5 separate regions of the Homo sapiens genome follow, and all the other regions are linked to region 1. Evidence: chromatin contacts called from ENCODE Hi-C or POLR2A ChIA-PET data. All regions are on one chromosome and are shown on one strand. Each heading gives the region's core, a stretch centred on a gene start or an enhancer-like site at or near the end of the contact. The rest is flanking DNA. Distances are from core to core; before and after follow the strand shown.

Region 1 (6,054 bases), core at 1-2,500:
TATCCCTACCTGAACACATGCAGACACACAACACAAATCACACACAGTCACACGGGATTCACACACAAAGAGAGACAAATCCCAATACTCACAAAGGAGAAACAGACAAACCTCACACACGTGCACACATAAATATCTACTGAAAAAGACAAATATCCCAAGTTCCATAGTGTGGAGACAAATCACACAAATAACCATGCACAAAGACACATCACATATCCACAGACACACACCAGAAACACATCACCCACACAAAGACACACAACATGGAAACATCACACCACACACACATACACCCCCTCATGCATCCAAAGACACAAGCATGTCAAAAGACAGGAACTACAGAAACCACTTGCGCCCCTAGGCACTTACCCATGTATCCAAAGACACAACACAAACCACACACACAATATCCAGACACACAACACAAAGAAATCACACAGATTCACACAGGTACACACACACATTTACAAAGATGCACGATGCGCAACCAGTATCTAAAATATCACACATCCACACAGACACACACACATATAAAACACAGAAACAGCCAAATCCACCCATAGTCACACAAAAATTTACACACAAATACACGCAGCCCTACATACCCAAAAACACAGAACACAAGACAAATGACATATAGTTCCAAAGGACACGGACACACACTGGGAGACCCAAATATCCAAAGATATCTAGTGCAGAATAAAAGGAAACAGACACATGTCCACACACCTATCCCCCAAAAATTCTTAAAAAAACCAGAACACAAATAAGTGATACACACACACACTCCACATCCCAAGACAAAGGTAGTGTGGACTTCACTCCAGTTGCCAAGGCCCCCGCACCCCCGGGTCATTTCAGTCTCTCCCAGACCCGAGGGTTGCAGGGAAGGGATGATGTCTCCCTTCCCCAAAAAGAATCTGGAGGCCCCCCACGCCCTCCACCCCGCCAGGGAGCGGTGCATCCGACACCATTCTTGTCAGAGACCCACAGTCACACACTCTCGCACCCCCGCGCAGCCCCGCACTCGGTGACAGCCCCCCAGACACCCCTTCGGCCCCACCCCCGGTCGCCACACACACACAGGCCCGCGTAGACCCGCCCGCGCTTCCTCTCCGCCTCCCGCCGGCCCGCACCACCTCAGGGGGCCAGGGATGACAGTGGCCATCTTGCTCCCCGGGTCCTGCCCCCAGCAGGTCCCCGCCGGGTCGGTCCTCCCAGCGGTCGGGCGGGCGCTGAGGCCGCCCATCCATTCATTCCCGGGGGGCGGGAGCACGAGGGCCACGGCCAATCGCGGCGACGGGGCGGGCCCGCCCGGGCCATGCTGGGAGTGGTAGTCCCAGGCCAGGGGGCCCCCGGGACCCCGCGGGGACGGGACGGCGCGGAGGAGGGGCCCGGGGCACGCACCGTCACTCACCCGCCCTCACTCGTCCACATATCCTGCTCTCGCGTGCACACAACCACATGCACACCTGGACTCGCACACGCCCACGCATGGCAGTTTACACACACATTCACGCGGATACTCACAGCCTCCCACACACTCCTACTCACACACCTTCGCACGGACTCACACAGCCACACGCACACACACTGCAATACTAAGAGACGCAGAGACACCTCCCAGGTGCCCACACAGACTTCTCACCAACATGCTTCCAGCAGACACCCCCTCACCGCCCCCCACCCAAGTCCCTCCTGGCTCCAGAGACCCCACCCGGGGCTGTCTCTCCCAGCAGCCACGCTCACGGTCACCCCGCCCTGCTCAACGCCTTCTGCAGGCCTGACAGCAGCAGTGCAGGTTAGAAACAGTAGTCACACCTCCAGGGTTCAAATCCTAGCTCTGCCACTTGGTGGCCATGTGACCTTGGCAAATGACTTAACCTTTCTGGGCCTCAGTTTCCTCATCTGTAAAAAGAGGATGATGCCTCACTGGAGTGTTGTGAGGATTAAATGAGTAAATATAGGTAAAGCATTTTAAGAGGTGACTGGCAGGCCAGGCGCAGTGGCTCACACCTGTAATCCCGGCACTTTGGGAGGCCCAGGCAGGTGGATCACCTGAGGATGGGAGTTCGAGACCAGCCTGGCCAACATGGTAGTAGTCTCTACTAAAAATACAAAATTAGCCGGGCATGGTGGCGCATGCTTATACTCCCCCACTCAGGAGGCTGAGGCAGGAGAATCACTTGAACTCAGGAGGTGGAGGTTGCAGTGAGCTGAGATCGTGCCATTGCACTCCAGCCTGGGCAACAAGAGTGAGACTCCCTCTCAAAAATAAATAAATAAATAATAAGAAAGAAAGAATAATGCGGCCAGGTGCGATGGCTCCAGTCTGCAATCCCAGTACTTCGGGAGGCCTAGATGAGAGCACTGCTTGAGCCCAGGAGTTTGAGACCAACCTGGGCAACATATCCAGACCCCTGTGTCTACAAAAAAAAATTAAAATTAGCTGGGCATGATGGCGCAGCAGTGTAGTCCCAGCTACTTGCAAGGCTAAAGTGGGAGGATAGCTTGAACCTGGGAGGCTGAGGCTGCAGTGAGCTGTGGTCTCACCACTGCACTCCAGCCTGGGTGGCAGAGCGAGACTCTGTCTCTAAAAGCAAACAAACAAACAAACAAACAAACAAAAAACTAAGTAAGCAGGGCGCCGTGACTCATGCCTGTAATCCCAGCAATCTGGGAGGCTGAGATGAGAGGACCGCTTGAGCTCAGGAGAACAGCCTGGGCAACATAGCGAGACCTGGTCTCTACTAAAAAAAAAATAAATAGCTGGGCATGGTGGCACATGCCTATGGTCCCAGCTACTCAGGAGGCTGAGTCAGGAGGATTGGTTGAACCCAGGAGATCGAAGCTGCAGTGAGCTATGATCACACCACTACACTCCAGCCTGGACAACTGAGCAAGACCCTGTCTCCAAAAAAAAAAAAAAAAATAGATGCTCAGTAGATATTTGTTGAATGAGTAAATGCACCCATCATGTGCTGGGCACAGTTCACCCCGGGATGCTTTTATTATCTGCATTTTCCAGGTGAGGAATCTGAGGCACAGGAAGGTAACCTCACATGCCCGCATGCCCTGGCGGCTCTTTGAAGGTAAGACTGAAGGAAGGAGGCAGGCACCCCTGACGGCCCTCCCCAAGTAGTCCTGACCTCCTTCTCTCTCCCACTGTCACCCACACTGACTCCACCCGAAGAGATCCCCAGGGAGTGAGCAGACCCACTGAGTCACAAACTGACCCAGTCTCTCTGCAACACCACCACCCCGTCCCCCCTCCCGTCTCACCCCTCCTCCCCCTTTCCCCTTCCCACCCCTTCTCCCCCTTTCCCCTTCCCCTCTTCCACCCGGACCCCTGTAGAGCCAGCATTCAAATTTGGGCGGCTGCTGTAATTAACACGCCCACAAACGCCCTCATCCACCAGGGGGCGCCCCAGCCGACAGAAGTGGCCCGCTAGCCTTCACCATTTTTGTCACTTGAAATCCCCCCAAGAGAGAGATCCAGTCAAGGCCTCCTACACTCACGGTCACTTCTACACACACACACACACACACACACACACACACACACTCCTCTAGTCTTAGACCCTTTCCACAAACTCGCCCATCTAAGCCAGGTAAGGTCTTGGCCGGCCCCTCTCCTGGAACAGGAGGTAGGTCTCTGATTCACATATGGCCTGGAGTGGTGACAAGGGGATTAAGTGAGGGGCACTGACACCCCTACGATCACTCTGGCCTCCAGGGCCCTATAGTGGCCACCTCACACCTTACCCACGGTGAGCTGTGACCCCACCTTCCTCTCTCACCTCCCATTAGCTCACAGGTCCCGTAACACACCCTCTTACACTTGATTCCCACACCGCTAGCCTCAGACACGCAGACTCACTCCTGCCCCACCCCAAACTCTCATGTCGATTTGATTAAGAGAAGCCCGAGTGTAGACACTGAGTGCAGACCTTCCTAACAGTCCTCCTCTACCAGCAGAATTTCTATTTTTCTTTCTTTTCTTTTCTTCTTTTATTTCTCTTCCTTCCTTCCTTCCTTCCTTCCTTCCTTCCTTCCTTCCTTTCTTTCTTTCTTTCTTTTCTTCTCTTTCTTTCCTCTTTCTCTTTTTCTCTTTTTTTTTTTTGGACAGCGTCTCACTCGATGGCCCAGGCTGGAGTGCCATGGCATGAACACAGCTCGCTGCAGCCTCCACCTCCCAGGCTCAAGCGATCCTCCCACCTCAAACCCCCAAGTAGCTGGGACTACAGGCCTGTGCCACCGCACCCGGCTAATTTTTGTATTTTTGTAAAAACAGGGTGTCCCTGTGTTGGCCAGGCTAGTCTCAAACTCCTAAGCTCAAGTGATCTGCCCACCCTGCCCTCCCAAAGTGCTGAGATTACAGGCATAAGCCACCATGCCCGGCCCACCAGCAGGATATCTACCCACAGACGCAGGCTGACACTTGCAGCGGGCTCTCCTTTCTTTCCTTCTGCCCTAACCACCTGCACACACCACTCCCACATACTCTCCTACACACTTGAACTCCCAGTCCTCTCCCTGGCCCAAACAATCCTCCTGCCCCATCCCCCAATGCCCTGTGTGGGAGCTGGCCCACAGTAGAAATCAATTTCATAAATCAATATTGATACTACTAATAATAATCACTACATTTGGTCAGTGTCAGTCTCTGTGCTAACTGCTTTACAAAGATGGCCTTAGCCCCACGACAGTCCCATCGGGTGGTAAGGGCTGTTAGAAGCCCCCATACACAGATGGCAAAACTGAGGCTCACGGCAGGGAACATTCGTGGCTCAAGCTGGTTTTGGAACTCAGGCAGTCGGAACTTCCGAGGGCGGCACCCTGCAGCTCCTTCTCCCCAGGGGATTTGACTCACATTCTTTCAGGAGCCAGGGAGTCCCCACCTTCACCCCCACAGAGACCTTTTGGAAGGGAAGGGCACAGAGGGGTAGGGCCCTCCCAGTCCAGGCTTACTGTAGCTGGGCCCCTGCTCACGGCTGTAGCACACCTCCTCCCAGGGGTCTGGGCCAGGGTCAGGGTGAGGGGCCCCATCGCCTGTAGATCCACCAACCTGCACAAGAGCCCCGTTCCCAGCCATTTTGCGGATGTCCCCTCACAGGAGAGACAGCTGTCTGTGTGTGCCACTTAGGGTGAGAGGGCAGCAGAGGGGTGTCACCATCATACACCACCTCACACGGACCCGAGCCCCACACACCCGCTCCCGGCACCCTGCTCACGGCGAAGCCACACGTGTAGGCGCTTGCCTCTAAGTCCCTGCCCCCCTTCCTCTCCCAACTCCCACCCTCCACCTCCCACCCCCATTCCCGCCAGAAACCAGAAGCAACTGGCGGCCTCTGGTCCAGCCAGCAGGCGCATCCCTTCTCGTGGGTGGGGTAGGGGGGCGCTCCCTCTCTCCCTCTCTCCCCCCACCCCCCACCCCCGCCCCCAGCCCTCGATGTTCAAGGTCAAGGCAGCCAGCGCACGGGGTTGGGGGAAGGGTGGGGGAGGTCGCCCCGGCCCCTTTGTGCGACGCCGCGGGCGCTCGCCCTCCGCCTCCTCCACCAGGCCCGGGAGGAGGGGGAGGGGAGCGCCTCGCTCGCCTGCGGGGAGGGAGGGCGGGAGCGGCCGAGTGCCTGTCACTTGGAGCCCGCTGTCACCGCCTGGGAACGGGGGGTGGGGAGCGCTGGGACGTGGAGTCCGGGATCCCGAAGAGGAAGCAAGAGCGAGATGGAGAGGGGGAAGGGGAGGTGTGGAGAGCGCGAGGGATGGCAAGGAGAGGAGAGGGTCAGGAGGGGCCAGGCTCGGACCCAGGCTTCCGGATTCCCAGCCACCGGGCCCGGGAAGAGGCGAACGCTCGGAGGACCGCGGCCAGGGAGAAAGGGAGGGAATCCCCGGAGACCGAGGGCGCTCCCGGCACCCCCTCCTGGGCAGCCGGTCCCCAAAGGGATCAGAGATGCTCCCGTTTGATGTGTATGCGCGGGGAGAGGGAGGGATGCCGCGGTCCAGACTGACGGCGGGTTCGGGGCTTCCAGTTCCCGGGATCCCGGGAGGAAA
Region 2 (6,054 bases), core at 2,000-4,499, 240 kb before region 1:
AACTTAACTTGCAGTATCTTCTGGGCAAATGCCACATCTGGGCTAGAGAGGCAGTGGAGGGTGGTGGTTGAAAGCCGACCCTGGAGCCACGTGCTGGGAGTTGAAATCCAGTTCTGTCGCTTACTTGCTGGGTGACCTCGGACAAGGGACTGCACCTCTCAGGACCTCAGTTTTCTCATCTGTTAAGTGGGATAATAGTAGGACCTGCCCCACGGAGCAGTTGTGAAGGTTACGTGAGTTGAAATGTTAAAGCATCTGGCACAGGCACTGGCTTAAGAGTTAGCAGCTGCTCCTAGGCACCGTGCAGTAGCGTTGACCATGAAGAGTAACCGAGTCTTAGCCTCAGGTATGCGGAGAGACCAGCTCAGTTCCAGGGGAGATGTTGTTCACCTTGTGAACCTAAGAAACAGTGGTTTCATCCAAAAAAGATTGCTCAGACCTGGCATGGTGGCTCACACCTGTAATCCCAGCACTCTTGGGAGGCTGAAGTGGGTGGATTGCCTGAGCTTAGGAGTTCGAGACCATCCTGGGCAACATGGTGAAACCCCGTCTGTACAAAAAACACAAAAATTAGCTGGGCGTGGTGGCATGCATCTGAGGTCTCAGCTACTCAGGAGGCTGAGGTGGGAGGATAACTTGAGCCTGGGAAGCAGAGGTTGCAGTGAGCCAAGATCATACCACTGCCCTCCAGCCTGGGTGACTGAGCGAGACCCCATCTCAAAAAAAAAAAAAAAAAAAAAGATTGCTCAGCACTGATGAGGAATTGTAACTGTAACCCTGATCAGTAAGCTTGCTTCATACAGGCATGATTCGAGTGGAGATTTTTGGAGTTGCACGAAACTATGTGTTCTTTGTGGGAGAAGTTGGGAGAAAGACCCAGCCCGGCTGAATCTCCTGAGAACAATGAGGCACTTTTTGCAGATGCGCTGTCCTTCCAGTCTCAGGGAGCGCTGTGTGAGCCCTGCGCAGGGCGGGGCAGCGAGGCGGTTAAGGGCTGGATTCCATCCTTACTAATGTGTGACCTTGGGCAAGTAACACCAAGCACAGTCAAAGAGAAAATTAGTAAATGAAATTCACTCTGAGTATAGAATAGAGATAAAATACATAGAAGTAACAAAACGGGTGGAGTGAGAAGAAGCATACATCTAGTAGGATTTCCAGAAATAAAGCTAGAAGGAGTGGTGGGGAGGCAATATTAGAACTAATGCTAAAAATGTGCCATAATTGAAGACTTGCATCTCAATGCTGAAAGCTCACAACGAGTGCCAAGCAGAGACTGGATAAAAAGAAATCCCCCAGATAGATTATTGTGAGGCTGCGAAACATTAAGGAAAGAGAGAAAACCTTGGAAACTAGCAGACTAGGCTAGGGCAAGTAACAAACCATCTCTAAGCCTCGGTATTCATTTCTGCAAAGTGAGGAAAAGAACTAGTTACTATGTGACCAGCTTACTAATGAGCTTGGAACTAGTAAAGATCTTTTTGCATAGGTCCTGACACATAGCAAGTGTGCATTAAATGTTAGCTGCGTTACTGTTGGTGTCATAAACGTTAATGACAACAGTAGTGATTGTTCTGTAGGCTGCTGTGGAATATGGCTGGTACTCCACAGATGCCTCTCATGCAGGCAACTCTGTAGCAAACTAGAGCATGTCCTTGTGGTGATCCCTGAAGAAGAGAATAGTCATTTCATGAACGTGACTGGAAGTCAAGATTTGTGGATTCCTTCAACAAATATTTCTGGGGCCTCTTGTCTGTGCTAAACACTGTTTCAAGGCCCAGGTATGCAGCAGAGAAGACAGACCTAGTCCTTGCTGTCCTGGAGTACAAGGTCTGGTGGAGGAGACAGACTAGAAATAAACAGTATTTATCAGAAGTGATTGGTAGTGCTATTAAGACGTTCAATTATTGTAGCATTTTGGGAGGCCAAGGCAGGAGGATCAGTTGAGGCCAGTTTGAGACCAGCCTGGGCGACAGAGCAAGATTCTATCTCTTAAAAAAATTGTTTTTTTCTTTTTTTTTTTTTTTGAGTGTGGGTCTCTCTCTGGTTGCCCAGGCTGGAGTGCAGTGGTGCAATCTTGGCTCACTGCAGCCTCAACCTCTCTAGCTCAAGCAATCCTCCCACCTCAGCCTCCTGATTGAGACTAGAGTCATGTGCCACCATGCCCAGCCAATTTTACGAAGAAAATTGTTTTAGTCAAGTGTGATGGCACATGCCTCTAGTTCCAGCTACCGGGGAGGCTGAGACAGGAGGATCACTTGAAGCCAGGAGTTCAAAACCAGCCTAGACAATAGAGAGAGAGAAAGAAAAGAAAGGAAAGGAAGGAAAGAAACTAAACCAGGATAAAGTGAAGTGAGTGGTAGTGGTGGGAGGGGTGTCTTAGAGGGATGAGGAAGGGGTCTGTCCGAGGAGGTGACATTTAATCTGAGACTTGAAAGATGAAAAGGAGCCAGTCATGCACACAGGTGGGTGAACAAGGGTGAGAATGTGTTGGGAGGGATTTGTAGTTTGTTCCCCAAAGCCTCCATTTGCTTCCATCCTAGGGGTGTTTGGAGAGGATGGCTGTGGGGAGCTGACTTTGGCGTCTAGGAAGAGAGGTGGTGGGCCCAGAGGCCGGGCCCCTCCCTGGCTCCTCCCAGCCTTCCCAGGGCCCTTACCCAGGGATGCGGGGCCACAGGGAAGAGACCCTTCGCCCCTTGGGTGGACTCCCTGACTTCCCAGCCAAGAATGTGGTTGTCCTTTTTGTTCCAAAGGTGACCCAGCTGCGCCGTCATGCGAGCAAAGCGGTGGCGCTTTGTGCCTGAAGCCCACTTTCTCCTTCCCCAGATAGATCAGCTCAAAGCTGTCTGCCCTAGAGAAGCTCCAGAAAGCAGCCAAGCCAGACTGGGCATGCTGCTTGGGGCTGTGGGGGAATTAACCATCTCTTTTCTTTGTGTCAAAGGTGGGGAAGGTATTAAAGCAACAGGGCTTCCTGGATAGAGCCACAGTTAGGAGCCCAGATTCAGGGCTTAAACTCCGGCTTCCCCACTTACACCTTGGGCAAATGCCTTCCATGTGCCTCACCTTAGCTTTCCCATCTGTAGAATGGGACAGTAATTCCTGTGCTTAGAAAAGTGCACACAGGATGTGCTACATAAGTGTTATCACCTTCCAATTTTAACTCGAGGTGAGATGGCTTTCTCTTTCCTCTAGTTTCTTGTCAACAGTTAAGACACTTGCATTCGACTTCTGTTTCTCCACACCAGCCCGGTTCTTGCCCAGGAGCTTGGCGTCTGGCAGTCAGCCAGGCTTCAGGTGCCAAAAGCAGCCCCTTTGCTGGGGAAAAGCAGGTTATTTGATGCCAGGAAGCTGAGAATTGTCAGGATGTTTGTCGCCAGCGTTGGGGGCCTGTGTGGTGCCTCCACAAAAGGGACTGCTCTTGCTTGCCAGGGAGAGAAGACTGCTTCCTCCAGGGCAGCTTCTTCTTTTCTTAACCCTGGCTGCACGAACCCTATTAGAATCAGGTGGGCACTGTTTACAACGTGCCCGTGCCTGCCTTCCCCTTTCCCCTCTTCCTGTGTAAAGGGCCTGAGGCCTAGGTGTGGAGACTTTTTTTTCTTAGCTGCCTGATGTGCCTTCAGGGACACTCTCTGAATTCAGGGGCATTCACAATCACTGAATGTAGCTGAGAACCACCTGGGGGTCGTGATAAAATGCAGGTTCTCATTCATCTGGTCTGAGGAGGAGCTGAGCGTTTTCTTTTTTCTTTTTTTGCTTTTTGAGATAGAGTCTCACTGTGTCACCCAGGCTGGAGTGCAGTGGTGCGATCTCGGCTCACTGCAACCTTTGCCTCCCAGGTTCAAGCAATTCTTGTGCCTCAACCTCCCGAGTAGCTGGGATTACAGACTTGTGCCACCATGCCTGGCTAATTTTCGAATTTTTTGTAGAGATGGGGTTTCACCATGTTGGCCAGGCTGGTCTCAAACTCCCGACCTCAGGTGATCCACCCGCCTCAGCCTCCCAAAGCACTGGGATTATAGATGTGAGCCACCGCGCCCGGACACATCTGCTTTTTCAGTGAGCTCCCAGGTGATGTAGATGATGCTGTTTCCCGGACCTTAGGTGTCAGAATCAAGGGCCTAGAAGTCTGCTTTTCAGATGTGTAGAATCTGGGACACGCACTTTGAATCCTTAGCTGCATTTTTCCCAGACCCCTTGGTGATTGACTACCCATTAGGATTTGGGAGCCTAGACCAGGGTTTGTGAACCCTGACGCTGTTGACCTTTGGGGCTAGATCACTCTTTGATGTCAGAATTGTCCTGTGCATATTATGGGCTGTTCAGCAGCATCCCTGGCCTCTACCCACTAGATGCCAGTAACAGCACCCCCCAGCGGGGATCATCAAAAGTGTCTCCAAATGTCCCCTGGAATAGAGGTGGGGCAGTGTTGTCCCTAGTTGGTTACCAGCGGCCTCGCACCCTCTAATTTCACCATGCCTGGGACCCCCTAGGCCAGCTGGTCACTCACATCGATGCTCAGGTCCCACAGTAGCAGTCATGGCCACTTTAGTTTGGGGCAGGCCCCAGTGGGGATACAAGCTCTTGGTGCATCTCCCGTCTGCTGCACTTTGACAGCCACTGTCCCGGCGCCTTTACTGCTCAGTAAATGGTGGGTGTGGCTGGACTAGCAAGTGGGGAAAGGATAATAAACGGAGCTTGGTATTTGTGTTGGGAGAGTGGGAATCAGAATGAAGTCACCATAAAGTCCCTTTTAATAACAGTAGAGAAGATTCTAGGCTTGGTGGTATTATCTCCTTTGGAAATTGTCCCAAATTCTCTCTCTATTCTCCCCTCCTCCTACAGTCCCCCTGCTGGTCCTGTCTGTCCTTGGCTCCCACTGGCCTAAGGCAGCAGTCTCTCATTATCCTGCTGGCTCCTGCCCTACCTCTCCTGGTCTGTCCTCTGCACTCAGCCAGGTGGGGCCTGTGAACACCTGAGGTCACGGCCCTCCCCTGCTCAGAACCTCCCATGGGATCTGGAGTACCAGCATCTCACTCAAGAGAAAAGTCAAGGCCAGGTGCAGTGGCTCACGCCTGTAATCCCAACACTTTGGGAGGCTTAGGTGGGAGGATTGCTGGAACCCAGGAGTTCGAGACCAGCCTGGGCAACATAGACCCTGTCTCTACAAAAAATTTTATAATTTTTAAAAAATTATTATCAAAAAGAGAAGCAGGGTGCAGTGGCTCATGCCTGTAATCCCAGCACTTTGGGAGGCCGAGGCGGGTGGATCACCTGAGGTCAGGAGTTTGAGACCAGCCTGGCCAACATGGTGAAACCCTGTCTCTAGTAAAAATACAGAAATGAGCCAGACATGGTGGTGGGCACCTGTAATCCTAGCTACTCGGGAGGCTGAGGCAGGAGAATCGCTTGAACCCAGGAGACAGAGGTTGTAGTGAGCCGAGATCACACCACTGCACTCCAGCCTGGGCGACAGAGCGGGACTCCATCTCAAAAATAAATAAATAAGTAATACATAAATAAGAATTAAAAAGAGGAAAGTCAGTGTCTTTTGTGTGGCCCACTGGGCCCCCTTGATCTGGCCCTGTCACCTCTCTGCCTTGTCCTCTGCTTCCTGCCCCATTGCTCTTTGACCCTTTCCCTGCTCCTAGAACGCACCAGGCACGTTCGCTCTCCAGGATCTCTGCGCGGGCCGTCCTCCCTCCCACTCCACACAGTCCTCTGGCTGCTCCTGCGAAGCTTCCCTTAGGTTTCTCTGCTCAGAAGTCACCCTCCCAGCGAGGCCTTCTTTACAAGCCTGACCTCCAAACAAAAACAGATTCCTCTCCCCTTCTCATGCAATATAAGCCCTGTTAGAGCTGGGGCCTTGTCTGCTTTCCTGTGGTTTCCCCAGCACGGTGCCTGCCGTGTAGGAGGTGTTGGCTGTGTGATTGAGGAGGGAATGAGTGAACTGCTGCTTAAGTGCTTCTTTGTGCCTGGCCTTGTGCATCCTCCCACGGAACCTTCCTAACTCTGTGGGGCAGCTCCTGTTTTTTGTTTGTTTGTTTGCTTTTAAAG
Region 3 (6,054 bases), core at 2,359-4,858, 210 kb before region 1:
AGCCTGAGGTGGGGTAGAGCCAGTCTCGAAGAACTGAAAGGCCCGAACCTAGAAGCAGCATGAGTGAGGTGGGGATGGAGCAGTAGAAGGTGCAAGAAGCAGACAGGGCCAATCATGCTTGACCTTGCAGGCTTTGCAGGGTGTGGGGCATCACGCCTTTTACCTTCTAGGGAGTGGGGCACGTTAAGAGAGGGAAGAGGGCAAGAAAGGTAGGAGGGCTTTGAATATTGGCATGAGAATACTCTCCAGGGAGATGACAGTCCCCCACACTGACATGGGCAGCATCTGTAGAAACAGGAAATGCGTCTCAGACACATGGAAAGATACCTGACTCTGGGCGTAATAAGAGAAATGCCAATTAAAATCATGCCGAGATACTACTTCGCACCTCTCAGAAGGGCAAGAGCACAAGGCGTGCGCACATGCTGTGGGCAGTGGTGCGGGGGGCATCCAGGCTTCTCCGGAGCTAGTGGGAGGGAAAGCAGAACTGTCGCTTTGGAGGGGACTCTGGCCATTCCTGTGAGTATGACCGGGCACACACCCACCTTTCACCCCGGCAGCTCCACTTCTAGGAAGCTTCACCTACACATGTTCCCAAGTGTGAGAAGTGATCTTTGTCCAAGGTTATTCATTACAGCAGTGTTTGTCAGAGCAGAAAAGGGGAAATGGCTTGTGTGTGCCTTAATAAGGCACTAGAGGAATCAGTCGGGTTTGTCTGTGCAGCGGAATACCATGCGGCCGGGAAGGTAGAGTAAGGCCCTGATAAGAGGGGCCTTCCGTGTCTGTGGTGCTGCTAAGCAGGAAAACGAAAAGAACGCGATGGCTCCCGCCTATAACCCCAGCACTTTGGGAGACCAAGGCAGACGGATCATTTGAGGTCAGGAGTTCAAGACCAGCCCGGCCAATGTGGTGAAACCCTGTCTCTACTAAAAGTACAAAAATTGGCTGGGCACGGTGGCTGACGCCTGTAATCTCAGCACTTTGGGAGACCAAGGCAGACGGATCATTTGAGGTCAGGAGTTCGAGACCAGCCTGGCCAACATGGTGAAACCCTGTCTCTACTAAAAATACAAAAATTAGCCAGGCGTGATGGCACGCACCTGTAATCCCAGCTACTCTGGAGGCTGAGGCAGGAGAATGGCGTGAACCCGGGAGGCGGAGGTTGCGGTGAGCCGAGATCACGCCATTGCACTCCAGTGCAGTGCAAAAGTGAAACTCTGTCTCAAAAAAAAAAAAAAAGAAAGAAAAGAAAAAAACAAATATTGTATTTGTAATTGCCCGGGGGAGGGGGGATTTTGGAAAATGTGAGGAGAATATAGGTTTTGTGAAGATTCCAATGCCAGTCAGCCCTGGAGCACTCTTCATTATTTATTATTATTATTATTATTATTAATTCTTCTTCTACCTTTTTTTGCTTAACTTAAGCATACCCTGTTAGAGCACTCTTAACTGTCAAATTAGATCACCTTCATTTTCCATACCAGGCACTGTGTTCTTGGCTACATGTGTGTAAGTATCTTGGTGTGTGTGTGCATGTGTGTGCATGTATGATTTAGTTACTTTATTGAGATCTCTGAGACACCATCTCTGAGCGGCCTTCCTCAGCACCCTGTCTAAAATGGCCCTCCCTGTCGCTGTCTTCTGCTTTATTTTTCTTCATGGTGTTTATCACGGTCTGATGTTCTATATTTGCTTTCTACACCATCCTCCTTGGAATGTGAGCTCCGTGAAGGCAGGGATCTTTGTCTTTGTTCCTTTCTGTATCCCCAGCGTCTAGAGCAGTGCCTGGCCCATAGCAGTTGCTTCATGAGTGCATGTTGAATGAATGTGAGTGCGTCTGAAGACTGAATGTTATCCTCCTATTGCAGATGCGGACCTCAGGCCCCCAGAGGCCTTGCCCTCTTTTCATGGACTCTAAGAAATGAAGAACAAACTGCAAAGCCCACTGGTGTTCTGACTGGGGAAGAGGTGAGAAATCACCATAGGCTGCTTTTTTTTTTTTTTTTTTTTTTTTTTTTGAGATGGAGTCTTGCTCTGTCTGCCAGGCTGGAGTGCAGTGGTGCAATCTCAGCTTACTGCAACCTCTGCCTCCCGGGTTCAAGCAATTCTCCTGTCTCAGCCTCCCTAATAGCTGGGACTACAGGCACCTGCCACCATGCCCAGCTAATTTTTTGTATTTTTAGTAGAGACACGGTTTCACCATATTGGTCAGGCTGGTCTTGAACTCCTGACCTCAGGTGATCCACCCACCTCAGCCTCCCAAAGTGCTGGGATTGCAGACGTGAGCCACCGCTCCTGGCTAGGCTACCTTTTAAGCTGTTAAAATTCTCCCTTTACCCCCATTCCTTTTCCTTTCTTTTTTTTCCCCTTAGAGACAGAAGTACAATGATGGGATCATAGCTCGCTGCAGCCTTGAACTCCTGGGCCCAAGAAATCCTCCTGCCTCAGCCTCTTGAGTAGCTGTGACTACAGGTGCATGCCACCAGGCCTAGCTAATTTTTAAAAATTTTTTGGTAGAGACAGGGTCTCCCTATGTTGCCCAGGCTGGTCTCGAACTCCTGGCCTCAAGCAATCTCCCCAGCTCAGCCTCTCAAAGTGCTGAGATTACAGGCATGAGCCACCATGCCTGGCCACATTCCTTTTTCAAAGCCACCTTGAGAGCTAGGAATACTAGCTGGGTCTCTTCTGCTGGGTCCTGCCTGTGAAGCACTGAGGAGCATGCCTGCACCACAAAATTTCTCCAGCTGTCTGGGGTCCATCTCTCCTTCTTGCTTGAGCGACCCTTGTTCTGGCCTGGTTTTTTTTTGTTTTCGTTTGTTTGGTTTTGAGAGGAGTCTTGCTCTGTCACCCAGGCTGGAGTACAATGGCATGATCTCGGCTCACTGCAACCTCCGCCTCCCGGGTTCAAGTGATTCTCCTGCCTCAGTCTCCTGAGTAGCTGGGATTACAGGTGCCTGCCACCATGCCCGGCTAATAGAGACGGGGTTTCACCACGTTGGTCAGGCTGGTCTCGAACTCCTGACCTTGTGATCTACCCGCCTTGGCCTCCCGAAGTGCTAGGATTACAGGGATGAGCCACCGCGCCCAGCCCTATTCTGGGCTATTATTCCATGGAGAATAGGTAGAGAGAGAAGGAAATTTCCAGTGTGGAGGCACTCTCCTCTGGAGGGACCCCTCACTTAGGCTGTGTGCTTAATCTTATCAGAGTCCAATTTGCCCAAGAGACCTCCTCAGACATGAGGAGTCGAGGATGTTGTTTATTTCTTCAGTATTTCCGTTGTAATAACATCTTTGCCAGTGTGCTTTTGAGGGTCCTTCTGTGCCAGTTACTTTTCCAACCGTTCAATTGCTGTTACCTCATTTAACCCTCTCAACAGCCCTATTGAGAGTGGATATTACTCCTCCCACCATGTTACTGATGAGGAGGCTTGGGATTCTGAATGGGCTGGTAACCAGCCACACGTCCACAGGATGCTAAGCCGCAGACCTGTGATTTGATTCTGGCTCTAGCTGACCACCAAGATGGCGCTCCCTGGCCTCGTTGCCACACTGCTTCCCCATCTGCTTTGGGGATTTTCCCAGTGACCAGGAGGACAGGGTCTGGTTTTCTATGACGGCGTGATATGGATGGTTAATCATGTCGCAAAGCCCTGCTGTCCAGCATGAGGCTTTGGTGGGTTGGAGGAAGGTGGGTGGAGAGCCTGCTGCTTGTTTCTCACAGGTGTTTGCCACACAAGAGATCAAACTTCTGTTTCCTGTTGAGATTGGTTTCCATCTCTCTCCATTCATCTCTGACACTCCCTATCTCTCTTAATTATGTCTTATACTGACGTCTATAACCCTGCTCAGCCCTCTCCCTCCAGACCCCCTCCCAGCAGCAACTGCTGTTAGTAGAGCTATTAAGAACACAGGCCTGTGATCTCAGCACTTGAGGAAGCCGAGGCAGGAGGATTGCTTGAGCCCAGGAGTTTGAGACCAGCCTGGGCAATATAAGGAGACTCTGTCTCTACTGAACATAAAAATTTTTTAAATGAGCTGGGCATGTTGGCTCACGCTTATAACCCCAGCCCTTTAGGAGGCTGAAGTGGGAGGATCACTGTAGTCCAGGAGTTTGAGGCTATAGTAAGCTAAAATCAAGTCACTGCACTCCAACCAAGGTGACAGAGAACCTGTCTCTCAAAATTAAAAAAAAAAAAAAAGGGTCTGGGCACGGTGGCTCACTCTTGTAATCCCAGCACTTTGGGAGGCTGAGGCAGGTGGATCACCTGAGGTCAGGAGTTCAAGACCAGCCTGGCCAACATGGCGAAACCCTGTCTCTACTAAAAATAACAAAATTAGCTGGGCGTGGTGGCAGGCACCTGTAATCCCAGCAACTCGGGAGGCTGAGGCAGGAGAATCGCTTGAACCCAGGAGGTGGAGGTTGCAGTGAGCCGAGATCGCACCATTGCACTCCAGCCCGGGCAACAAGAGCGAAACTCTGTCTAAAAAACAAAACAAAACAAAAAAGAATGTACACACTCTGGAGTCAGGCTGCCTGGATGGAGCCTCACCTCTACTGTTACCCACTGTGTGACCTTGAGTAAGTGACTCTGAGCCTCATGTTCTCCCCTGTAATATAGGGGTAATAATAACACAACCTTCTTCCAAGGATGGTTGTGAGTATTCATCAAGATTGTGCTGAACCCAGGGTACAACTCATGGCAATGACCAACAAACAGGGTCTCTTTCTATGCACACAGAAACGTCTCTCCTTACACAGTTTGTTTCTTTATTCACTGAGAAGACATGGATGTGCGCAGATATATCTTATTTTTTCTTAGAGCTGCTAGAACATTTATTTAGCAGATACTTTCTTGTGAGTGGCAGCAGTCTTCAACAGTCTAGGTATCCATTGTGAACAAGGTGAGAGCCCTGTACCCATAGAGTTCATATATTCATCAGCAAGACATAATAAAGCAATCAGTGGGTCGGGCCTAGTGGCTCACACCTGTAATGCCAACACTTTGGGAGGCCGAGGTGGGAGGATCGCTTGAGCCCAGGAGTTCAAGACTAGCCTGGGCAACATGGTGAAACCCCCTCTCTACAAAAAATAACAAAAATTAACCAGGCATGGTGATGTGCGCCTGTAGTCCCAGCTACTTGGGAGGCTAAGGTGGGGGAATCACTTGAGCCCCGGAGGTCCAGGCTGCAGTGAGCCATGATTGCACCACTTCACTCCAGCCCGAACAGTGGAGTGAGACCCTGTCTTGAAAAAAGAAAAACAGCAGTCATGCTTACTGCTCTGTAAGCAATAAAAGTAGATTGAAGTAGGGGCCCCCTGATCTGGGTGGTCAGGGAAGACCTCCCTGGGGAAGCCTGCCTTGAGAATAGCTAGAGCCACACGTGCAAAGGCCCCAGGGCAAGCATGAAATTGGAAGGTCAAGGCAGCCAGTGTGGCGGGAGCATTTGGGTGATGGGGGAAGATGATGAGGCCCAAGATATGTTGAAGAACTTTAAGCTGGAAAGCAGCTGGAGGTGATCCCTGTTTGATGTAATCCTTCTGGCTGTGGGTGGAGAATAGAATGTAGGAAGGCAAAGGTGGCCTGGGGAGGCCAGAGAGGGATCTCATGAAGTTGTTAGGATGAAAGATGATGGTGGTGGCTTGGCCTGGGAGGGAGAAAGAAAGGAAATGAATTCAGGATGTATTTTGGAGGTAGTGGCAACAGAGTTTGCTGATGGCCTTGCTGTGGAGGATGAGGGAAGGAGGGACAGGAAGGATTCTCCCATGTGTCTGCATCATTGCTGGATCCCTGCTGACAGACACACAGGTTGTCTCCTGTGTCTCCCAACATGCATGAATGCACATCCTTGCTGGGCTGTGTCTTTTTTTTTTTTTTTGAGACAGGGTCTTGCTCTGTCACCCAGGCTGGAGTGCAGTGATGTGATCTCGGCTTGCTGCAGCCTCGACCTTCCCGGCTCCTGGCTCAAGCACCCTCAGCCTCCTGGATAGCTGGGACCACAGGTGCATGCCCCCATGTCCAGCTGATATTTTTTTTTTGGTAGAGATGGGGGTCT
Region 4 (6,054 bases), core at 1,513-4,012, 200 kb after region 1:
TGGAGGCTGCAGTGAGCCGGAACTGCATCACTGTGCTCCAACCTGGGTGACAGAGTGATTTCTGTTTCAAAAATAATAATAAAAAAATTAAAAAGAGAGGCCAGTCACAGTGGCTCACGCCTGTAGTCCCAGCACTTTGGGAGGCTGAGGTGGGTGGATCACTTGAGGTCAGGAGTTCGAGACCAGCCTGGCCAACATGGTGAAACCCCATCTCTATTAAAAATACAAAAATTAGCCAGGCGTGGTGGTGGGCTCCTGTAATCCCAGCTACTCAGGAGGCTGAGGCAGAAGACTTGCTTGAACCCAGGAGGCGGAGGTTGCAGTGAGCCGAGATCGTGCCACTGCACTCCAGCCTGGGCAACAGAGCGAGTCTTAGTCTCAAAATAATAATAATAATAATAGTAATAATAGTAATAATAATTCTCCCTCTGCCTGGTGCCTCCCAGAGGCTGCTGTTCCTGATAGGGGAAGAGGGTAATGGAGAGACAAGGATGGTGGGAGCAGGGAGGCTGCTGAATCCAAGCTTCAGACGAAAGTAGAATCCAGAAATTTTTGCCAGCTGTTGTGACTTCGTGTTAGTCACTTAATTTCTCTGGGGCTCAATTTCCTCGAAGGAAAAATGAGGATAGTCCTTGGACCTTCTCCAGGGATTTCTTTTTTCTTTCTTTCTTTCTTTTTTTGGAGACAGGGTCTCACTCTGTCACCCAGGCTGGAGTGCAGTGGTGCGATCTCAGCTCACTGCAACCTCCACCTCCCGGGTTCAAGCAATTCTCCTGCCTCAGCCTCCCAAGTAGTTGGGACTACAGGCACGTGCCACCACGCCGAGCTAATTTTTGTATTTTTAGTAGAAATGGGGTTTCACCATGTTGGCCAGGCTGGTTTCAAACTCCTGGGCCCAACTGATCCTCCCACCTTTGCCTCTGAAAGTGCTGGGATTACAGGTGTGAGCCATCACGCCAGGCTCCCACCTCTACCCTTTTTCAGACAGGGTCTTGCTCTGTCTCCCAGGCTGGAGCACAGTTGTGCAATCAAAGCTCATTGTAACCTTGAACTCCTGGACTCGAGTGATCCTCCTGCCTTAGTCTCCCAGGTAGCTGGGACTACAGGTGTGCACGACCATACCCAGCTAATTTTGTGTGTGTGTTTGGGTGTGTGTCAATGGGGGGGGGGGTCTCACTATATTTCTCAGGCTGGTCTAGAACTCCTGGCTTCAAGTTCTCCTTGTCTTATCCTCCCAAAGTGCTGGGATTAGAGGCATGAGCCATCGTTACTAGAAGGGACATTTTAAAGTATTATATATGTCCTAGGCTAAGGAAGGAGCATTCTAACTAAGTCAGCATTTCCCTAAGTGTGGGCACCCAGCTAGTACCAAAAGCATCACCTGGGAACTGGATATCAATACAGATTCTCAGGTCCCAACCCAGACCTACAAAATCAAACACTTTAAGGCTAAGGGTGGTGGCTCATGCCTCTAATCCCAGCACTTTGGGAGGCCGAGGTGGGTGGATCACGAGGTCAAGAGATCGAGACCATCCTGCCCAACATGGTGAAACCCCATCTCTACTAAAAATACAAAAAAGTAGCTGGGTGTGGTGGTGCACACCTGTAGTCCCAGCTACTTGGGAGGCTGAGGCAGGATGATCGCTTGAACCCGGGAGGCAGAGGTTGCAGTGAGCCAAGATTGTGCCACTGCACTCCAGCCTGGCGGCAGAGCGAGACTCCGTCTCAAAAAAAAAAAACAAAAAAAAAAAAACCAAACACTTTAAAGGTAAGCCCAGCAACCTGTATTTTACAAGCCCTCCAGACAGTTCTGAGGCTCGCTCCAGTTTGAGAACCACTGGTCTAGAGTGTCTCATTGAGTACTTACAGGCCTCTCCGAGGTAGAGGATATGATTGTTCTACTGACAGAAGAAAAACCCGAGACACAGAGCAGTTAAGTGACTTACCTAAGGTCACACAGCTAGGAAATTAGGCAGCCAGGAGTCTACCACTAAACTGCTGGGTGGGGAGGAAAGCCCTTTGCCCATCAGAGTGGTGCTGGGGGTGGCAGGAGGAGTTACCCAGGCTAGGGAGCCACCCACCATCTGCCTCTGTGGGGACAGAAGGGCCAGCTTGCCCAGGAGATGAAGCCCATTCCAGAACCGGCCGCACAGCCAGCCACTAGGCCCTGTCCTGCAGCCCCCTGTAGGGGTCTGGAACAGCCAGGAGTGGTTTAAGAGGCAGGGGAGTCGCCTTGCCCTGTGCCACACTCCCCTCTCCTGGGCCAGGCCCTGCAGGAGCCTGGAGTTTCCAGTCCACGGGGATGGGGAACCAGGAAGCCCCCAGGGAGGGCAGAGACACTCAGCCCAGGCCAGGGATGGAGGTGGGGTGATGAGGAGTGGAAAAGGGGCACGGAGCAGCTCAAACTCCAGGGACAACACGGTACAGATGCCACATACAAGCGACTGCAGCCGTAGCTGGCTCCAGACTCCCTGAAGCATCCACCTGGCCCCCCTGCGCCTGATCCCAAAGAAGTCAGGAATCCTGCCACCCTGGCGAGTGATCTCCCCAGCCCTCCCATGCAGAGGGAGGCCTCAGGGTGCTGCCGGGCTCCCTGGGGAGGGTCCTCTCACCTCTTACTGTCTTTTCTGTTCATGCTTCCCGCGTGGGGTGAGGAGGCCGGGGGTCTTGCAAGAGTAGGGCTCAGCTCCTCCCCTTGCCCAGGACTCCAGCTTCTCAGCCCCTAGGGAGCTGGGGCCTCCTCGGTGCTTGGGAAGGAAAGAGGAACTGCCCCTCCCCACCCACCCTCAGGCCAGGGGGAAGGAAGAGGCTGGGGAGAGACCGAAGGCCCCCCTCCCCCACACGGGGATCCCTTCTGCTGAGGTTTCCGGCATCGCTGGCTCTCCCACCCTCAAGCTCCCCGGCGGGCTCTCTATCTCCCCCATCTTTCGGTGTCGAGACCCGTCACTGTCATACTTCAATAAAAGAAGGGGCTTTTCTTTTTAAAGCATGACTGATATTTATGTAAAAACACACACACTCACTCAAAAAGATAAGTCTGTCTGTCTAGAAGGACATATTCATATATATAATTCATGAAGGTTTGAATGGAAACTCACAAGACATAGTATTTTGTATATTTCTTCATAGGCGTCTCTTATTCCTAGTTTAAGTGATACCATTTGTACCCTGGAAAACATTTTCACTTTCTGACTTTATTGTAACAAACCTCCACATAGCACCTACTGTGTACCACACACTGCTGTAAGGACTTTAAAAATATTAACTCATTTAATCCTCACACAATCCACTGTTACCTTAAAAAAAATTACATACCGGACCAGGCACGGGGGCTCACAGGGGCTCACGCCTGTCATCCAGCACTTTGGGAGGCCAAGGCAGGCGGATCGCTTGAGTCTAAGAGTTTGAGACCAGCTTGAACAACGTGACAAAACCCCGTCTCTACAAAAAATGTAAAACGTTAGGCCGGTGTGGTGGCTCACTCCTGCAATCCCAGCACTTTGGGAGGCCGAGGTGGGCGGATCACCTGAGGTTGGGAGTTTAAGACCAGCCTGAGCAACATGGAGAAACCCCGTCTCTACTAAAAATACAAAATTAGCCAGGCGTTGTGGCACATGCCTGTAATCCCAGCTACTCGGCAGGCTGAGGCAGGAGAATTGCTTGAACCCAGGAGGCGGAGGTTGCCGTGAGCCGAGATCGCGCCATTGCACTCCAGCCTGGGCAACAGGAGCGAAACTCTGTCTCAAAAAAAAAAAGTTAGCTGAGCGTAGTGATGCACACTTGTAGTCCCAGCTACTCAGGAGGCTGAGGCTAGAAGATTGCTTGAGCCCAAGGAGGTCGAGGCTGCAGTGAACCATGATGGTGCCACTGCACTTCAGTCTGCGTGGCAGAGCCAGACCCTGTCTCAAAAAACAAAAAACAAAAAAAAAAAACACACACACACATCAAAAAACATTAGAGATGGAGGTAAAGCCTTGGGGAAGCCCCTCCCCATCCCCTGCCTTTCTTAAGCAGGGTGTGACCAATATGACACGTTGTCGAGTTTCGTCCAAACTGCTGTCTGTGCGTTTAAGCACATCATATAAACATGTGCTCCTAGAAACAGACTTTTCTTTTGAGTGTGCATTTTTTTCTTTTTACCTAAATGTGTCATGCTCGACACTTTTTTTTAAATTGAAGTACAAAAAAGATCACGAATCATTAAGTATTTAGGTTGATGAAATGTCACCAACTGAGCAAACCTGTGTGACATTCATACAAATCCAGACACAGAACATTCTCACCCTCCACAAGCCCCCTGTCTTTCTTCCCAGCACGAATTCCCACAGATCCCCACTCGCCCGAAGTCTGGCGCAGTAGTTTTGTCTTGTTTTGAGCTGGATAAAAATGGACTCCTGTATTGAATCTGGGTTCTTTCTCTCCACGTCTTGTCTTTGCAGTTCTTCCATGTTATCATATTTGGTTATAATTTATTCCTTTTTTTGGCCGGGCGCGGTGGCTCACGCCTGTAATCCCAGCACTTTGGGAGGCTGAGATGGGCAGATCACTTGAGGTCAGGAGTTCGAGACCCGTCTGGCCAACATGGTGAAACTCCCATCTCTACTACAAATACAAAAATGAGCCAGGTGTGGTGGTGCGTGCCTGTAATCCCAGCTACTTGGGAGGCTGAGGCAGGAGAATCGCTTGAACCCGGGAGGAGGAGGTTGTAGCGAGCCGAGATTGCACCACTGCACTTCAGCTTGGGCGACAGAGCGAGACTCTGTCTCAAAATAATAATAATAATAATAATAATAATAATTCCATATAGTCTTTCATTATGTGACAATTCCATGACTTATATATATATATTTATTTATTTAGAGATAGGTGTTGTGGATAGTGACTAAGCGGGCTGGTGGCATGCTAACTTCTATTTTTTTTTTTTATTTTTGAGACAGAGTCCTGCTCTGTCGCCCAGTCTGGAGTGCAGTGGCGTGATCTCAGCTCACTGCAACCTCTGCGATTGAAGCGATTCTCCTGCCTCAGCCTCCCCAGTATCTGGGATCACAGGTGTGTGCCACCACACCCAGCTAATTTTTGTAGAGACGGGGTTTTGCCATATTGGCCAGGCTGGTCTTGAACTCCTGGTCTCAAATAATCCACCCGCCTCAGCCTCCCAAAGTGCTGGGGTTACAGGCGTGAGTCACAGCACTAAGTTCTATTTTTCATCAGTCTAGAGTCTGGTAATAACTAGACACTAAAACATTTTAAGTTAAGTGAGTTATCTATACAAGAGGACTATATGTCCTAGACTGTAAAAAAAAGACAAACTTATAGCTTCTCTGTTTTTTTTTTTTATTTTTATTTGGTCCTACCAACCTGACTCTTTTTTCTTAATTAAGACTCCACAGCAGGGTCTCCCTCTGTCACCAAGGTTGGAGTGCAGTGGCGAGATCCTAGCTCACTGCGGCCTCGGACTCCTGGGCTTAAGCCATCTTCCCACCTCAGCCTCCTGAGTGGCTAGGACTACAAGTGCACACCACTGTGCTCTGCTAATTTTTTTTTTATTATTTTCCTGTAGAAACAGGGTCTTACTTTGTTGCCTAGGCTGATCTCGAACTCCTAGGCTCAAGCAATCGTCCTTCCTATGCCTCCAAATTGCTGACTCTCCAGGCGTGAACCACTGTCCCCGGCCTCCGTGATTTATTGATCAATTTTCCTGTGATGGACATCTGAGTTGTTTCCAGGTTGGGGCTGCTGTGACTATTTGAGCATCTGACTTTTGATGAACATAGAGTGTACCATATTGTAGGGCAGTACCCAGGAGTGGAATAAATGGGTCATAGTAGTTACTGTGATTCTACCAAACATAGCATGTTAGCAATTCATTGAAATCGTTCTCTCAGAAGTATATTTTTCCACTTTTTTTTTCACTAAAAGAAAGAACCGTGGATGTATATTTTTTCCAATGCAGAACATTTAGACAGTCACTGAACTCGCCGTCTTTAGTTTTTCCATCACGCGATGTTACCATAGCTTCAGACTCTCTCTTCCTGCCCGTTTTCACCCTCTCTC
Region 5 (6,054 bases), core at 1,912-4,411, 140 kb before region 1:
GATAATTTTAGAAAGAGTATGGCTTAAAAAATGTCAAGATGGCAGGAGAAGCAGCTTCTGCCAACCAGAGGCAGCAGATGAGTTCCCAGATGCCAGTGAGAAAGTCATTGAGGAGGCTGGGTACGGTGCCTCACACCTGTAATCCCAGTACATTGGGAGGCTGAGGTGGGAAGATCACTTGAGCCCAGGAGTTTGATACCAGCCTGGGCAACATACTAAGACCCCACCTCTACCAAAAATTTAAAAATTAGCTGGGCATGGTGACGTGCATCTGTAGTCCTAGCTACTCAGAAGGCTGAGGCAGGAAGATCACTTGAGCCCTGGAGTTTGAGGCTATAGTGAGCTATGATTGTACCACTGCACTCCAGCCTTGACAACAGAGAAAGACCCTGTCTCTAAAAAAAATAATAATAAAAATGAATAAGAAAAAGAAGTAAGCCTGTTCATAAGTGCTAAGGAGAAAAATGGAGCAGAGGAAGGGCCTGGGAGTGGTGGGGATAGACACACAGAGGCAAGCACTATTAGTTTTTTGAAAATTCTTCCGATCATCTCTGCATGATAGTTTGTTGTTGTTTCTGTTGTTTTTTCTTTTTTCTTTTTCTTTTTCTTTTTTTTTTTTTTTTTTTTTTTTTTTGAGATGGAGTCTCACTCTGTTGCCTAGGCTGGAGTGCAGTGGAGCAATCTCGGCTCACTGCATCCTCCACCTCCCAGGTTCAAGCAATCCTCCTGCCTCAGCCTCCCACGTAGCTGGGACTACAGGTGTGCGCCACCGCACCCAGCTAACGTTTCTATTTTTAGTAGAGACGGGGTTTCACCATGTTAGCCAGGCTGGTCTCGAACTCCTGACCTCAGGCAATCCACTTACCTCGGCCTCCCAAAGTGCTGGGGTTATAGGCATGAGCCACTGCGCCTGGCCAATATTTTTGCTTTTCCAATTGGGAAATGTTACATGCAACTCTAGATTTCTGATTTCTGTTGGAAAATCAGATGATCTGACATCCATACTCCCGCAAGCCTTGATTGTCAGAAGATGCCCTGCCATCCAGGTCAGTGCAGGCTCCTCTTGGCCTCTCTCCTGTCTCCCTTAGGCAACTCGACCCTGAGGGCTTTCCAGCTTCCTCTCTCTTCTGTAGCCCATCCCTGTGCTGCCTCCCGGCAACATCTTCAGGATCGTTTGTGTTCTCGTGGGGCACCAGGAAGAGGGGCTCCCCCTTGCTCCCCACTCTCCACCTGCCCTCTTCTGGTGCTCACTTTTTCAGAGGCTTCAGGCTCCCCTTGCTATTTGCTCCTTGAATCTGCTTTGAGCTTCCCTTGTGATCTCTGCCAGTGCGCTCCATAACTGGGCATAAATTAGGAAAAGCCCCCCTACACATGCGCATACATGCACACACACACACACACACACACACACACACAGGCACACAGACATGCACACACACACACAGGCACACAGACATGCACACACACACAGACGCACACAGACACGCACACACACAGACACGCACACAGACATACACAGAGACACGCACACACACACAGACACACACACACAGACACATACACGCAGAAGAGGCCTGCTACTTTCTCACACAGGAAGCTCCAATAGCCATTGATCAAGAACGGCTGCATCCAGCTCTAGATTCCCAGGGAAAGAAAAGTTAGAGGTCACCTTGAACCAAGTGCGTGGCCCAAAGCAGCACTCCACTGCCCTGAGCAAAATCAGTTCCGTTGGCAGGAGGGAGCGGGCACGGCTGCTGGGCAGTCAACAGCTTCCATCACAGACGGCGACCCACTTTCCCCTTCCTCTCCAGCAGGATTTTCATCTTCTAGAAGTTCAAGGTGGAGACAAAGGGAAGTGACCCCGCAGGGTGTTTTATATGCTGGACAGAAGCACAGACTCCCTTCCCCAGGGGCCTGCAAATCAGGAGGTACTTACACCTCCAATTAGGCAGAGGCCATCTGTTCACTCATATGTATAATACTAAACGAACGTCCTGGACGTTCTAGATGGCTCACGCCTGTAATCCCAGCACTTTGGGAGGCCAAGGCAGGCGGATCATGAGGTCAGGAGATCGAGACCATCCTGGCTAACACGGTGAAACCCTGTCTCTACTAAAAATACAAAAAAATTAGCCAGGTATGGTGGCAGGCACCTGTAGTCCCAGCTACTCAGGAGGCTGAGGCAGGAGAATGGCGTGAACCCAGGAGGCGGAGCTTGCAGTGAGCCGAGATCGCGCCACTGTACTCCAGCCTGGGCAACAGAGCGAGACTCCGTCTCAACTGTTCTAGGCACTGGGAATGCATCAGTGAACAACACAGACATCCCTGCCATTCTGGAGCCAACATTTGAGTGGTGGACCTAGCCAGTAGACAGAACGAACAACTGCTAAGAAAAATTGGAAGAAAGTAGAGTGGGTAATTAAGAAAGGCTTCCAGAAGACCGGGCTTCTCTGTCTCTATAGGGTGATTTGGGAAGGTTTTTGTGTTTGTTTTTGTTTTTGGGGATTTTTTTTTTTTTTTGAGATAGGATCTCGCTTTGTTGCCCAGGCTGGAGTGCAGTGGTGTGATCGTGGCTCATGCAATCTCAACCTCCCGGGTTCGAGTGATCCTTTTACCTCAGCCCCCTGAGTAGCTGGGACTACAGGCACATGCCACCATGCCTGGCTAATTTTTGTATTTTTAGTAGAGATGGGGTTTTGCCATGTTGGCCAGGCTGGTCTTGAGCTGCTGGGCTCAAGTGATCCACCCGCCTTGGCCTCCCAAAGTGCTGGGACTGCAGGTGTGAGCCACCGTGCCCAGCCGGAAGTCCCCATGGAAGAACTGACATCATGGGAAGGAACCAGCCCCAAGAAGGACTGAGGAAGGATATCAGATGTCCTGGATAAGGTTTGGTGCATCAGAACAGAAAAGAAGGCCAGTATGATCAGAGCTTAGTCAGGGATGGGGAGAGACATGGAAGCCAGATCCTGCGGGGCTTGTGGAGCAGGGGAAGGAGTTTGGATGGTGTTTTAATGCAGTAAGTAGTCACTGGGGAGATCTCAGTGAAAAAGTGATGGGCTCTGATTTACCCAGTCATAGTCTGCAGTAACCACATGGATTTCTAGAGACATTCCTTCTGCAGCTTTCCTCCCCAAACTCCACTGGTGCTCATGTTGACTCATCTGTCATTTTCACTTCCTTTCTGGCAGAGTAGCTGAGCTGAGCAAACAACAGAGCAGGTGGACAATAGTCTGGCCTCTGCATGAAGCCACCAGTTCACAGGAAATACAGGGGGCAGAGGAACATGTTAAGTGGCACCTCAGGGATCCTGAAAGTGGGGAAATCCACAGGACAGGTGACCCCTTTCCTTCAACAAGTAAAGAGCATCAAAATAAAGGAAGGTGGCCATTGTAGAGTAGAGGAGACTTGAGAAAATACCTGCATAAGCAGAGGATGATTTCGAACAAACCAGCTCACAAAAGACACCTGCGAGACAATGATGGGAAATGTAATGCAGGCAGGGTAGTGCATGACATTAAAGAATTCTTGTTAATGTAGATGAGTATGATAATGTTACTGTGATTTTTTTTTTTAAATCTTATGTACTAGAGATACAAGCTAAAATATTTATGGGTGAAATGACCTGATGTCTGGCCAGGTATGGTGGTTCATGCCTGTAATCCCAGCACTTTGGGAGGCTGAGGCGGGCGGGGATTGCCTGAGGCCAGGAGTTTGAGACCAGTTTGGCCAATATGACAAAACCCCGTCTCTACTAAAAATAAGAAAAATTAGCCGGGCATGGTAGCACATGCTGGAATTCCAGCTACTTGGGAGGCTGAGGCAGGAGAATCATTCGAACCTTCGAGGTGGATGTTGCAATGAGCCAAGCACATGCCACTGCACTCCAGCCTGGGTGACAGAGCGAGACTCTGTCTCAAAAAAAAAAAAAAATGATGTCTGGGGTTTACTCTAAAACATTCTATCAGAAACAAAGAAGGTCACAAGGCTGGGTGAATAGATGAAATGGGAATGGAAAATAGTTAGTGGTTGTTGGAGCTGATGGGTGACTCAGTCTCCTCTCTGCTTTTGAGTATGTTTGCAAATTTCCATAATAAAAAGATTTTTTAAATGAGTAAGGCTGTCAAGAAAAGTCACATGTCCCACTTTCTGGGAGCAGTAACACGGCCATCGCAGCTCATATTTTCCTTTTCTTCCATTTCAGCATGGCGAGGACAACATCCTTGCTGCCTCCAGCTGGCGGGCGACCACAGCTACTGCCTGCTCTGCGCTACTGAGCCACTCGGTCTGGAGCCCCCAGGACAGCACCTGCTTCCTGAGGTTGTCCTGGCTCAGCTGTGCACAGCGATGGTGGAGAACTGGACTCCACAGGCTCACAACCTTCCTGTCAGGTTTCAGGGCCCAGCATCCTTCATCCTGGGCCTGGCTGCCCTGAACAATGGCTGAGGGCTGGGGGACCCCATAGAGTGACACCACAGCGTACGGGGCCAGCAGCACTCCAGTGCCCGTGGACTATGACCACCTATCGGGCCATCCCCAGCGATGGTGTGGACCTGGCAGCCAGCTGTGGCGCCAGGGTGGGCGATGTCCTCCCTGGGCCACACACAGGGGACTACGCTCCCTTGGGATTCTGGGCCCAGAATGGCAGCATGTCCCAGCCTCTTGGCGAGAGCCCGGCCACCGCCACCGCCACCGCCACCGCCACCACCCGCCCCAGCCCCACCACTCCCGCAATGCCCAAGATGGGCGTGCGCGCAAGGGTGGCCGACTGGCCGCCCAAGCGGGAGGCCCTGAGAGAGCACAGCAACCCAAGCCCCTCCCAGGACACAGATGGCACAAAGGCCACCAAGATGGCCCATTCCATGAGGAGCATACAGAACGGACAGCCCCCCACCAGCACCCCGGCTTCCTCAGGGTCCAAAGCCTTCCACCGACTCTCCAGGAGAAGGTCCAAAGACGTGGAGTTCCAGGACGGGTGGCCCCGGTCCCCCGGCAGGGCCTTCCTCCCCCTTCGGCACCGCAGCAGCAGCGAGATCACCCTCAGCGAGTGTGACGCGGAGGACGCGGGGGAGCCGCGGGGGGCCCGGCACACGGGGGCGCTGCCCCTCTTCCGCGAGTACGGGAGCACCTCGTCCATCGACGTGCAGGGCATGCCCGAGCAGAGCTTCTTCGACATCCTGAACGAGTTCCGCAGCGAGCAGCCCGACGCCCGAGGGTGCCAGGCCCTCACCGAGCTCCTCCGGGCAGATCCTGGCCCACACCTCATGGGGGGCGGCGGCGGAGCCAAGGGGGACTCCCACAACGGGCAGCCCGCCAAGGACAGCCTCCTGCCACTGCAGCCCACGAAGGAGAAGGAGAAGGCCCGGAAGAAACCTGCGCGGGGCCTCGGCGGCGGGGACACGGTGGACTCGTCCATCTTTCGGAAGCTAAGGAGCAGCAAACCCGAGGGGGAGGCTGGGCGTTCCCCGGGGGAGGCCGACGAGGGCCGGAGCCCCCCGGAAGCCAGCAGGCCGTGGGTGTGTCAGAAGAGCTTCGCCCACTTCGACGTGCAGAGCATGCTGTTCGACCTCAACGAGGCGGCCGCCAACAGGGTGTCGGTGTCGCAGCGGCGGAACACCACCACGGGTGCTTCGGCCGCTTCCGCCGCCTCGGCCATGGCCTCCCTCACGGCCTCGCGGGCCCACAGCCTCGGAGGCCTGGACCCGGCCTTCACCAGCACAGAGGACCTAAACTGCAAGGAGAACTTGGAGCAGGACCTCGGCGATGACAACAGCAACGACCTGCTGCTCAGCTGCCCGCACTTCCGCAATGAGATCGGGGGCGAGTGTGAGCGCAACGTGAGCTTCTCCCGGGCTTCCGTGGGCTCCCCGAGCAGCGGCGAGGGCCACCTGGCAGAGCCCGCCCTGAGCGCCTACCGCACCAACGCCAGCATCTCGGTGTTGGAAGTTCCCAAGGAGCAGCAGCGGACGCAGAGTCGGCCCCGGCAGTACAGCATCGAGCATGTGGACCTGGGCGCCCGCTACTACCAGGATTACTTCGTGGGCAAAGGTGACGGAT

The links. Hi-C counts contacts between places; a loop is a spot of excess contacts on that map. ChIA-PET counts read pairs that join two places held with the same protein, here RNA polymerase II (POLR2A). Pooled maps may share reads with other maps.
Region 2: a loop to region 1 is called in a pooled map, with 2.6 times the contacts of the local background. The contact joins the enhancer-like site here to the promoter of DPF1 in region 1. A Hi-C loop is called at or near these places in 2 of 168 maps with a recorded cell type or tissue (OCI-LY7 and mammary epithelial cell), 12 of 37 single-sample maps with no recorded cell type and 6 of 50 pooled maps. POLR2A ChIA-PET finds 5 or more read pairs at or near these places in 2 of 52 experiments (B cell and activated CD4-positive, alpha-beta T cell).
Region 3: a map of endothelial cell of umbilical vein shows a loop between it and region 1 (2.2-fold over the local background). The contact joins the enhancer-like site here to the promoter of DPF1 in region 1. A Hi-C loop is called at or near these places in 2 of 168 maps with a recorded cell type or tissue (endothelial cell of umbilical vein and mammary epithelial cell), 2 of 37 single-sample maps with no recorded cell type and 5 of 50 pooled maps. POLR2A ChIA-PET finds 5 or more read pairs at or near these places in 6 of 52 experiments (H1, PC-9, Panc1 and 3 more).
Region 4: a loop to region 1 is called in a pooled map, with 2.3 times the contacts of the local background. The contact joins the promoter of RASGRP4 here to the promoter of DPF1 in region 1. A Hi-C loop is called at or near these places in 2 of 50 pooled maps. POLR2A ChIA-PET finds 5 or more read pairs at or near these places in 2 of 52 experiments (A549 and activated CD4-positive, alpha-beta T cell).
Region 5: a loop to region 1 is called in a pooled map, with 3 times the contacts of the local background. The contact joins the enhancer-like site here to the promoter of DPF1 in region 1. A Hi-C loop is called at or near these places in 1 of 37 single-sample maps with no recorded cell type and 9 of 50 pooled maps. POLR2A ChIA-PET finds 5 or more read pairs at or near these places in 1 of 52 experiments (K562).

Annotation. Positions count from the first base shown.
Region 1 is chr19:38,222,972-38,229,025 of GRCh38, forward strand. It overlaps DPF1 (double PHD fingers 1), which reads right to left and starts at 1,251. Exons shown (of 12, transcript NM_001135155.3): 1 at 1,143-1,251. The coding sequence starts at 1,171. RefSeq lists a silencer at 1,016-1,585 and an enhancer at 4,508-5,278.
Region 2 is chr19:37,983,187-37,989,240 of GRCh38, forward strand. The region is part of intron 1 of SIPA1L3 (signal induced proliferation associated 1 like 3); the gene reads left to right. Among named protein-coding and RNA genes, the nearest start is that of SIPA1L3, 79 kb to the left of the region's middle. RefSeq lists enhancers at 5,177-5,682, 5,683-6,054. Within about 2 kb of position 3,250, at least 4 of the 41 ENCODE cell types and tissues checked have a DNase peak (open chromatin) inside an H3K27ac peak, as active enhancers do; they include B cell and OCI-LY7, where a contact is called at or near this core.
Region 3 is chr19:38,006,228-38,012,281 of GRCh38, forward strand. The region is part of intron 1 of SIPA1L3 (signal induced proliferation associated 1 like 3); the gene reads left to right. Among named protein-coding and RNA genes, the nearest start is that of SIPA1L3, 100 kb to the left of the region's middle. RefSeq lists an enhancer at 1,184-1,243. Within about 2 kb of position 3,609, at least 3 of the 41 ENCODE cell types and tissues checked have a DNase peak (open chromatin) inside an H3K27ac peak, as active enhancers do.
Region 4 is chr19:38,423,457-38,429,510 of GRCh38, forward strand. It overlaps RASGRP4 (RAS guanyl releasing protein 4), which reads right to left and starts at 2,763. Exons shown (of 17, transcript NM_170604.3): 1 at 2,613-2,763. The coding sequence starts at 2,635. RefSeq lists a silencer at 2,639-2,698 and an enhancer at 3,591-4,105.
Region 5 is chr19:38,077,055-38,083,108 of GRCh38, forward strand. SIPA1L3 (signal induced proliferation associated 1 like 3) reads left to right here. Exons shown (of 22, transcript NM_015073.3): 3 at 4,202-6,045. The coding sequence starts at 4,512. Among named protein-coding and RNA genes, the nearest start is that of SNORD152, 83 kb to the right of the region's middle. RefSeq lists an enhancer at 4,392-4,945. Within about 2 kb of position 3,162, at least 7 of the 41 ENCODE cell types and tissues checked have a DNase peak (open chromatin) inside an H3K27ac peak, as active enhancers do.